Linked DNA regions of Homo sapiens: region 1 is linked to region 2. A link is an interaction called in ENCODE POLR2A ChIA-PET data of the cell type or tissue named here. Cell type or tissue: OCI-LY7. All regions are shown on one strand. Links, peaks and the distances in the headings refer to the core of each region. The heading gives the core; the rest is flanking DNA.

What was found. Peaks named below come from ENCODE experiments on the same cell type or tissue, not always from the same donor. Only the 100,000 strongest peaks of a DNase experiment are listed, where the experiment ranks them.
Region 1: POLR2A ChIA-PET joins it to region 2 with 8 read pairs; 2 of 35 experiments call an interaction of 5 or more read pairs at or near these places.

What each region holds. Positions count from the first base shown.
Region 1 is chr11:59,087,991-59,093,382 of GRCh38, reverse strand. All of the region lies in intron 2 of GLYATL1B (glycine-N-acyltransferase like 1B), which reads right to left. Among named protein-coding and RNA genes, the nearest start is that of GLYATL1B, 4.4 kb to the right of the region's middle. In OCI-LY7, for the core only: no CTCF peak of the experiment used is centred there; a DNase peak (open chromatin) is centred at 5,012; H3K4me3 peaks cover 535 bases; H3K27ac peaks cover 859 bases.
Region 2 is chr11:59,007,026-59,012,417 of GRCh38, reverse strand. All of the region lies in intron 3 of GLYATL1-AS1 (GLYATL1 antisense RNA 1), which reads left to right. Among named protein-coding and RNA genes, the nearest start is that of GLYATL1-AS1, 49 kb to the left of the region's middle. In OCI-LY7, for the core only: no CTCF peak of the experiment used is centred there; a DNase peak (open chromatin) is centred at 2,547; H3K4me3 peaks cover 481 bases; H3K27ac peaks cover 620 bases.

The sequences.
Region 1 (5,392 bases), core at 166-5,165, 81 kb before region 2:
TGAGACCTATAAGCTACTGCTGACCTCTTACCTGTGTAACTGGAGTTTGTTAAATATTGAACACTGACAGTTACTGGTTATAAACCTGCTTCTCAGATACATAACAAAGACAGGATGAAATCAGTCACCCTCCACCAGGCCTTAAGATGCCTCACTTTTCTCCCTACCCACTCAACTGCACACTTACCTTATTTTATATATAGCATCACAGAGCGCCCAGCAGAAGCAAAGGAATGCAACAATTGCTTCTCTCCCTGCTTCTCTCACCTCCTGGACCACACATATCCCCCTGTTATATATACTGTGCCCCACATAACCCCCTGTGGGACATATTCTGGGTTGTACTGAGTCCGTGTTGATAGGGTTAAGTTCTTAAGCTCGGCACAAGATGAATTTAACCATGATTTCTCTAAGTTATAGTGCCTACTGTTTCACCAGACACCTACAATCTATATTGTTCTAGAATCTGCAGTGTCCAGGGTTTGAGCAAGATACTTTAGTGAATATAAACATTAAGGAGACATTGCCTTTTCCCAAGGCTACAGGATATCAGCCTCTTTGAAGAGTGACATGGCCTTTACAGCCAGAAGCCCACAAAATAGAATGAAGTAACTGAATTTTCCGTAGCACTCTGCGCAATTTATGTGGTGTTAGACTCATGGGTTTTAAAGAAAGATACTTGTGATCTCATTCTCACAAGCCACAAACTTCATGGGACGATGAGTATCTGTTTATCAGGGGAAATATAAACAATAAGTGTGAGTTTTAGCAGTGCATGTATTAATATTATGTTGAAAATTGTATTGTTAAGGAGTAAAAGAGAAAATAGTGTAACTAATTTTAAAGAAACCTTCAAGAATTTGAGGATGCTTTTATAAATGCAAGTTCCTGAATATGGCCAAAACACAACACCTCAGTGAATTTAAAAGAGTAGATGTTTTAAAAGACCGGATTTTAAAAGAATGACTGAACATAGCCAAGTAAATATTCAAAGAATTATAAAAAGAATATCAAAGTAGACTAGAAAATAACAAATGGAACAATTTGTAAAAATGAAAGCCATAAATAATGAAATGTAGAACAAGACACAGTGCAAATGATATATAAAGCCAAAAGTTCATTTTTAAATGGCAAAAAGAAAGAGCAGAAGAGAGAGAGAGATAAACTTCTGGTAAGGCATTTAAAGGAAATAGAAGAGAAAGAGAAAAAAGAAAAAAAAAAGGCATAGAGTATGAGCCATGAGAATGGAAACAGAAAAGGAAAAAGACTTATAATAGAAGATTATATACTACTCCAAGGCAACATATTCACTGATAAAGAAATGGATGTTATCCCTCAAGAATAAACTATCAAAATTGACTTTCAAAAAATAGAAAACTTCAATGAACTAATAGAAATATCGGAAATGAAATGAAATATCTACCATTTGAAAAGTGGACAAGAATTATGGCTTCCAGCTCCATCCGTGTTGCTACAAAGGACAATATTTTATTCTTTTCTATTGCTGTGTAGTATTCCATAGGAATACATGTACCAAGTTTTTTTATCCAATGCACCTTTGATGGGGATCTGTGATGATTCCATGTCTTTGCTATTGTGAACAGTGCAGCAATGAACATCCTAGTGCATGTGTCATTTTGGTAGAACGATTCATTTTCTTTTGGGTATTTACCTAGTAATGGCATTGCTGGGTCGAATGGCAACTCTCTTTTAAGTTCTCTAAGAAATTTCCAGACTACTTTCCACAGTGTAATAATCCTAAGCAAATTAATGCTGTAACAGAAAATCAAATATCACGTTTTCACTCATAACTGGGAGCTAAGCATTGAACATACATGGACATAAATGTGAGAACAATAGACACTATGGACTCTAGAGGGTGGAGGGAAAGGGGCTGGGTTAGAAAACTACCTATCGGGTACTATGCTCACTACCAGGGTGATGGGATCTGTCCATACTCCAAGACTCAGCATCATGCAATATTTGCGTGTAACAAATATGCACATGTACCCCCTTTATCTAAAAGGAAAGTTGAAATTACAAACTAAAAAGTAGCCAAAATTAGATTATTTTACATTTCAATTCTACATAAGGCAAAACCAAACACATAATTTTAATAGTAGACTTTGGTAACAGATGAAAATATCCTAATGCCAAATCTGGTAAAGAAATAACAAAAAGAGAGTTACTGACCATATTGGCTTATGAATACAGATGCAAAAATTCTGAATAAAATATTCAGTAGCATATGAAAAGAATGTGAACATGAACAGTTTGTTTTAGAAAGGCCAGAATGAGTTTGATCAGAAGATCTTTTAGGGTAATAAATTAAAGGAGGAAAAAATTACATGAGTATATAAATTGCCATAAAAAGACAAAAATGAAATAACATAAAATCTACCGTTCATTCTAAATATAATTTCTATGAAAATGGGAAAACAGGAAAGTGCTCTAAGCCTGTAAAGACAGAATTAAATGTAATTCCAAAGGTAAGTTTTTATAGCTATTTCATTAAAATCAGGAATGAGACAAGGATAGAACTTTTATTATGGCTACTTGGTATTGTTTTCTTAGGTTGTACATTATACAATAAGGCAAGAAAGTAAAAACCCATACAAATATTGGCAAAGAAGCAGCAAATTACTTTGTTTATAGATTACAGTATTACACATTTAGAAAATATAAGAGACTTCGACAGAAAACAAAAACAAATAACACCCCAGGCAAACAAAGAAGATTTTAAAGCATAGTGTGACATATTTGGAAATGAAGAATATAAATAGAAAGCAATAACAAAATAATAATGCTCAGAAATAGAAAAGGAAAAATAATTTAATAATCTTAAAAAATAATATAAAATACCTAAGGGTAAACTTAATGGAAAAATCACGTAGTTTACCTCAGGAAAACACTAATATTTTACCAGATGGCATAGAACAGAAACTGAAAAAAGTGAGAGAAAGACCATATTTCTTGATAAAAATATTTAGTATCACAAAAATATTAATGCTTCCACAATTGTCTAAAAAAGCTCCTCCAATACAAATCACAATTGCAATACTTAGTTGGGGAAATTGGGGAACTGAAAAATTAGTTTTTGTTCATATAGCTCTGAAGTTTATAAGAAATAGGAAAGCAAGAAAAAGATTAGTGAAGGGTGATTTGCTTTATTAGATATTAAAATTTGCCACAAAACAATGAAATAGCATGAGAAAAGATTAGAAACAAATACAGAAATAGCTACAAAAATATATAAAAGTTATATGACAAAATAGACATTTATGTTTCAGTAGCAGAATGACTTACTTAATAAATAGCACTAACGTAATTAGCCAGCCATTCGGGGGATAAATATAAAAGAATGTTAATTCATGCTATTCAAAAATATATTCCAAATAGAATGAAGTTTGAAATGTCAAAAGTAAAAATTAACTCACTGTAAGACAAAATGAAAAAAACAACTTGTACGATCTTGGTTTAGGAAAAATCTTCCTAATTATTAACAAAAAAACTCCCAAAGCCTCAGGAATCATAGTGAAAAAGATAATATATTTGATTACATGAAAATTAAAAATTGCTTCATGTGAAAATCTATCAAATTAGAAAATAATTCTAAATTGGGCAACAAATTTGTAGCATACACCTTGTGTTAGTATCCCTCATATCCAAAACACATAGAGAATTTTAAGAATGACACAAAATCCCAGTGTAAAAATGGTCAAACAATATAAACAGTTCAGAAGTAAACCCAAAATGACTGATAATCATATGAAAATATATGTTGAATATCACTAGTCAGGGAAATGCAAATTAAATCTACAATAAGATGCCACTTTTCACCCACCAGTTTGGCATAAAGTAGAAGAAGGATAACATTCACTGCTGATGAGAATGTGGGAAACAATTCTTCCACAGATTGCTAATGGAAATAATACTGTGGAATCCTTTGGGAGGGTAGTCTGGCAGTGCCTACTTAGGATAAGATAAGCTCTGACTTGGACTTATCCCTTTTGGAAACCAATTGCATTGAGAAAAGTTTCCAGGATGTAAAGACATGTATACAAGGATGTTTATTGAAGCATTGTTTGTAATGGCAAAGAAGTATGAACAATTTGAACCCAACAGGAGGAGAATGACTGACTAAATAGCATTGCATTGACTCTATGGAACGCCACAGTTATTAAAACAAATATGTTAGTGCTGTATTGATTCACTCAAAGCAATGTCCATATGTCAAAGGCAAATTAAAAAGCGATTACAGAAGAGATCATAACTGAATATCCGTTTGTGTGTTAATATGGCCAAGGACACCGATTACCCCAAAGGGTAGGAATGGAGGAGAGGAGGGCAAAGAGGTGAGAGGTTATTAACTTCTTAAAATCATGTTGAATTTTTCCACTTCTATAATCAGCATATATTATCTTTCTGATTAGGAACCAACAAAGAAAAATTAATATTTTTCTAGAGAAATTCTCCTGCATCTCACCTTAAAAAGGTCTTCTTCAAAATTGCATTGATTTTCAATACTGAAAGAAACATGGTATACTATGGAATCAGACTAAGTGAATGTATTTCCAAGTAAATTGCAGCATATTTCATTCTTTCCATTTTTTTGGTCATATATGTGTGGCATGGAACTTTTATATTTTAATATTTTTGTTTGCTGACTCACTATATAAAAACTAGCCTTGTTCAAAGCAATGCATATATGAAGTTACAGCTTGATGGTACAGTTACATTGTTAAAATACACATAGTGACTACAAAGTTACTGAAGTAAAAAGAACTATTTGGTTCATACAGTTATTTAGCGTATGACACTTTGAAGAAATTGGACCATGGATCAAGTAAACTAACCATTAATCATCGATCCGAAATTGTCAGGAAACCAGGAGATCAAAAGAACATCCCTGGGGAAGGTATTAGGCTCAGCTTATTATTATGTGGGGGCTCAGTGTCTATACCCACCTGAAGCTGGGCTGGCCATGAGGCTTCAGTTCACTAATCAGATGTGCATGAAACAGACACAAAAAGGGGAAGTCTTTAGGGCCAAAAAATAGACCTAGGTTTGTATTACTATTTCAGCTTAATCGTGTATTCCTTGTGTGTCCTCGGCCAATAATGGCTAATTATGGTAAATACTATTTAGAATTATGTGCTATATACTAAGTGTTTGACATGTGGTATCTCATTTAAACCTTGTGTAATCCTCTGAAGAATGTCCTCCTATTTTTCCCATTTTAACAGATGATAAAACTCACAGAAGGGCCTATGGTTATATAGCTAGTAAAAGTGGCAGAGTCCGTTGAACTTGAATTCAGATTGGGGAATGCTTTAACAGATGGTATCCAGCAGCTACCTGACTGAATATTTCTCAGTGTTGTTTCCTCATC
Region 2 (5,392 bases), core at 266-5,265:
CAAGGTATCTTCAATTAACAGGTGGTGAATGCTCTGAGGAATGAATTCTTTCCTTCAATGCAGAGGTTTCCCTTCTGGCCCAGCCTATGTCTAGAAATGTTGTCTAGGAGCAGTGGCCTGGAACGGGGGCCTCACAACTCTGTTTGGTGCCTTATCCTCTTGTGGCTCAGCTGATATGCAAAGACAAAGTCTTCCTTACTGTTTCTTTCCATTCCTCCAGCAGAAGGAAGGAGTCTCTTTGGGAGCTGCGAGATATGCAACCTGGAGTTGGGGGAGGGGTGATAACAGCACTCCTTTGGCTGACCCAGCTGGTGTCTCAGTATGTCAAATATCCCCCTAGTCCACAATTTCTGGGACTTATTCAGCACTGGACTCACCTAAGAGTTGCAGTCCTTATGGCTTAGACTGCCTTTCAAGTTTACTTGGAAACACAGAGAACTGTAGGCCCCCTGTGGTGAGGTTTTCAGGCACTGAAGTTCTTACTGCTGGGATTGCTGATTCCTCTCAGGTTAGGACTGGCTTAAATGCTCCCTCTGCCTCCAGGGGCAGGTGTCAGCTGAGTTTGATCTAGTTTTCCTTTGTGTCTAACATAACAACAATGAGTTCAGTGCCTCATAATTGCTGTGTTCTTCCTTCCCCCCCGTGCCCAGAGATAGACTGTGCACCACATGACTGCTACTGAGGTTGGGAGGGAGGGGGGTTGGTGATTCAGGACTGTTTTTTTCCATCTCTTCAGTGCCTCTTTTAGGGATATGAAGTCCAAACCGGGTACTATGAGTGCTCACTTGATTTTTGGTTCTCATGAAGGTATTTTTTCTGTGTAGTTGTTAACTTGGGGCCTTGTGGGGTATGGGGAAATGATTAGTGGAGCCTTCTATTCTGCCATTTGCTTTGCTTCTCCTCCCCATTATAAACTATTTAAAAAATATTTAATAGCTTAAGAAATTACTTAAGTAATACTCAGTATAGAAATAAAATATGTGGTCTCTCAGCTATCCACAGTGTGCTGTCAATTATGGAATAAAAAATACGTATTGAGTAGTTTAAATGGACCATTTTTTTAAAAGGATGATTAGTTTACTGTAAACTCTATAAACTTTCATATAGATTTAACAAATTAATCATTTACAATTATAAATATGTAAAAATTCTTTGATTATGTGAACAACTTTTGGTTCAAAAAGTAGAGTAACTAAAAGTATAAAATTCAATGCCTTACACAGCAAGCATGTGCAGATAGTAGAAAATCCTAATTGATAATTTTTAATATGTCGTCTGGAGTAGATGATTTAGGTTTGTAAGAAGTTATAAACTGCCTAAGGGTAGGGAATCACTGTCTATGGAATCATGGTGTCATTAAAAGAATTCGATATTCGGCCTCATATTCCAGACATTGCCAATGGTTAGTTTTGTGACTTGAGGGAAGACATTTACTTTTTTGTCAGCAACAGCTTCCTTATTTGTGTAAAAATAACTCTTGTTTTTCTCATGTCATAAATGATTACAATTTGAAGTTGCTTTCACTTCCAGAAAGTGGGTAAAGACTTTTTTTTCTTTTTAATTAGAGAGAGTATCTCACCCTGTTGCCCAGGCTGAAGTGCAGTGGTGAAATACCTCACTGCGATCTCAAATTTCTGGGCTCAAGCAATCTTTTCATCTCAGTCTCCTGAGTAGTTGGTACTATAGACACATGCCCCTATATGTGGCTAATTAAAAACCAAAAATTTAAAGATGAGTTTTATTAGGTTGCCCAGGCTCATATCAAATTTCTGCCCTCAAGCAATCCTTCTGCCTCAGACTCCCAAGTAGCTGGTATTACCGGTGTAAGCCACTGCACCCAGGATAAAAATTTTATAACATATTTTCCCATTTTTTAATCTCAATGTTTTCAAAATATAATATAGATCAGACTCTTTTAGATAGCTTTTTATAAGATACAGATTGCCAGGCACTTTGGGAGCCTCTGATTTACCTGATCTGGAAAAGTTCTTGTATTGTTAACAAGCAAGCCCAATTGATCTTGAAGTAGATGGTGTGAGGAACACACATTGAAAACAATGTTTGTCTCTATTCCTCTACAAAGCTAATTCCAGTCCCCCTGAAACTTTTCTCCACTAATTGCTTTTTCTTCTTATACTTACAATACCCTTCCCTCTTGCTCCACTTTAGACAACCAGAGGACAAGGTATATGAAACCCAGTTCTCATTATTACAGTAACTTTCTTGAGGCATTCTTGTCTTTTTCCAACCCACAAATGGTTGAAAGTATTAGGCCAGGTATTTTGCCTTGAAACCAAACTTTCCAACTCTTTGTTTGCTCTGCTAACTTGTTTTAAATAAGGCTGCAGCTGTGCTATTTTTGCCAACTCTAGAAAATTGACTTAATATTGTTCTAGAATACTCTTTCAGCTATAACAAGTTATGTATAAATCAAAAGCTTCTTGTGTAAAACTTCTTATAATTGTAGAGGCTGCTCAATACAGAACATGGTCTCAGTCCTCCTCTGGTCCACAAAGCCTCTGACTTCCTGTCTACGGACAGAACATCTGGTTTAATCTACAGGAACCCATAACTTCCTGAAGCTTTATGCTAAACAGTGACAGCGTGAGTCAATTGAATTTTAGTGTGTCTGAGTCCATAGAGTGTTAGCTACAGAAACCTTTCCATTGCCATTCTGAGCAAGTGCAGCAGGCAGTGTGCCTACAGCTCTGCAAAGAAACTTCAGGTAAGCAGAATTGTTTAGAACAGCCTTTTTTTCTTGGCATTTCAATTAATTAGGATTCTTGTTCTCAATCATTTGTATTTGTTAATTTATTTCTTTTCCCCTGAAAACCCTTGGAATGAGCACTCACCAGGGTCTCAATGTTGAGAACAAATTCTTCAAAACCTTTTAGGTACCTGAAGCTGGAAAATACTTTAGAAAAAGCCAGTGTGTAGCCTTTTGAATTTGTAAAATGTCCAAATGCTTTCCTTGAATTATAAATTATCAATATGCTTAAACATTTCTCTAACAACCTCTAGATCTCCAGGGTAATATAGTTACCAAAAAGAAAAAAAATCAGTATTCTCCTTGCCTCCAATCCTGCTTCTAGAGTATTACTTATTTGCATAGAAAAATCTTCCTTCTTCCTTCTGTGTCATGTGGCTGGAATAAAACAATGCTTTTCTGTTGCCCTCTGCCAAATTTCTCTGCATTCGTTGAAATATTTGGCACCTGACATCCTAATTTTTCTCTTCAGCCAACTTCTGCTACATCCTGTTCATGTCTGTGATACCTGAAGCTCCCATTCCCTTCTTGGCTCCTACTCTATTGACTTGGAGTTGATGCCAACAGTCATACATGCCAAACTGATCTACTTCTGAATACCTCTGAAATCTCAACCTCTAATAGCCTAATATCTGACTCCAGTCTCCTATTTGTAAGTACATTTTCCCCTGTCTATTAACATTGCTATTCTTTGACTTCATCAAGTACTTTCGTCCCTTGCTTTTTCTATATTTTCTCACTTTATTGGTCTCCAACCTACTTTACTTTTTTCTTCTCTATCTTAGATGTGAGTTTCAATCCCTCATTACTATGTTCTCAAATGCTTTGTCCCTTATCTTTTTTGTTATCCAGCCCTGAAAAAGCCAATCTTGGTTTGTTTTAATTTGTCTTCTGTGCTTCTACTTTTAGGGTGCTGAGCTTAATATACTGTTGAGTAACACTTCCAGTGATGGTGTCCCTCTTTACATGATCCTAAGCATGCTTGCCAGTCCTTGCTAATTCTAGTCCACTGTTTCTCCCATTAACATCAAAAGCCATTTATACCCTAACCATTTCCCCTAACATCCTACTTCTTTTTCTGAACACTTTCTTGGCATACTCCCTCACCCACTCACTTCTAAAAAGTGATTTTGGGAATAGGAAGAAATTTTACCTCTTCCAGGAAATAGACATTCAAAAATAACTTGCCAACTCTATGCTCCTTTTTTCTAACCCTGTGTACTCCTGTATACAATTAGTCCTTACTTAACATTGTCAATAGGTTCTTGGAAACTGCAACATCAAATGAAACAACACATATCAAAATTATTTTTACCATAAGCTAATTAATATAAAGAAGAGTTAAGTTCCTACAGCATATTTCTGGTGACAAAAACATCACCAAACTTATAAAGAACTGAAGCACTTCTAATATAAAACAATGCAATAAATGTAAGCTGTATATACATTTAAGAAATATTGATACAAACAAGTAAGATAATTATTTACCTGATTTTTGTTGCGTTGATGTGTGATGGTGATCACAGTGGTGGTGAGTTAAATTGAGAAATAAATGTTTGCAAAGCAAAAGGTGTAAGAAGCAACTCTTGTATCTATGAATTTAAAAATCCATCACAAATATGATGGGCTCGCTGAGTCCTTTTGCACAGCATTGTTTATTGTCATGCATTTGTATCATTATCATAGACTTTATGAATTTTTGTTTTATTATGAATGTTTCATTCATTCATTTTTCAACTGCCTTATTGCAGTTCAGCGGAGCAAGTGGCTGAAGCCTATCCTGGTAGCTCAGAGCACAAGGCAGGAACCCACCCTGGACTGGAAACCCTTCCATCCTGGGGACACACGTGCACACACACACATACACACTCTCTCTCTCACACACACACAAACACACTCATCCTGTGAAAATTTAGACATGTCAATATACTAATGTACACATTTTTGAGATGTGAGAGGAAATGGGATTATCCAGAGAAAGTCCACACAGACATGAGGAGGACAGGCAAACTGCACATAGACAGTGGTCCAGCCAGGAACTGTTTTTTTTCTCTTCACCATTATAATGAAAAGATATTGAACAAAATGACATTATTTGATGACCTGCTGTATACCTACATACATACATTTGCATCTGCATCCATCCTAAATTTTTTTGACTTCTCACTGGAAGAAGTATTCTTCCTGTTCAAAACTTAATTTAACAAGTATGCTGATAATTATGGTTGATGATTACATGAATTAGTCAACATAAATAAGCTGAAATAGTGGCTGGCATTTTGTACATAAGGTCATTGAATTTCTGTCACCTTTCTATGTCCTGTTAGACACATTGGCCTATCAATGACTTACATCTTACCTCTTGTAGTTAGTATAGGTATGCTTAACTCTCATCTAATAAGAGAAATGCCTTTCTTTGAGCTCTTGTACCTCTCTTCTTCCCCTTGATACTCTCGTGTTCTTCTTTCTTTTCTGGTCAAGCTCTTTCAAAAAGTTACCTTCACTTCCTCACATTTCATTTAGTCTCCAATCCCCATAATCTGATTTCTTCTCCTGTCCATGTCTCTTACAAAGTCGGTAATCAACTCCTAACTTCAAAATGCACTGCCGCCTTTAGTACTCATC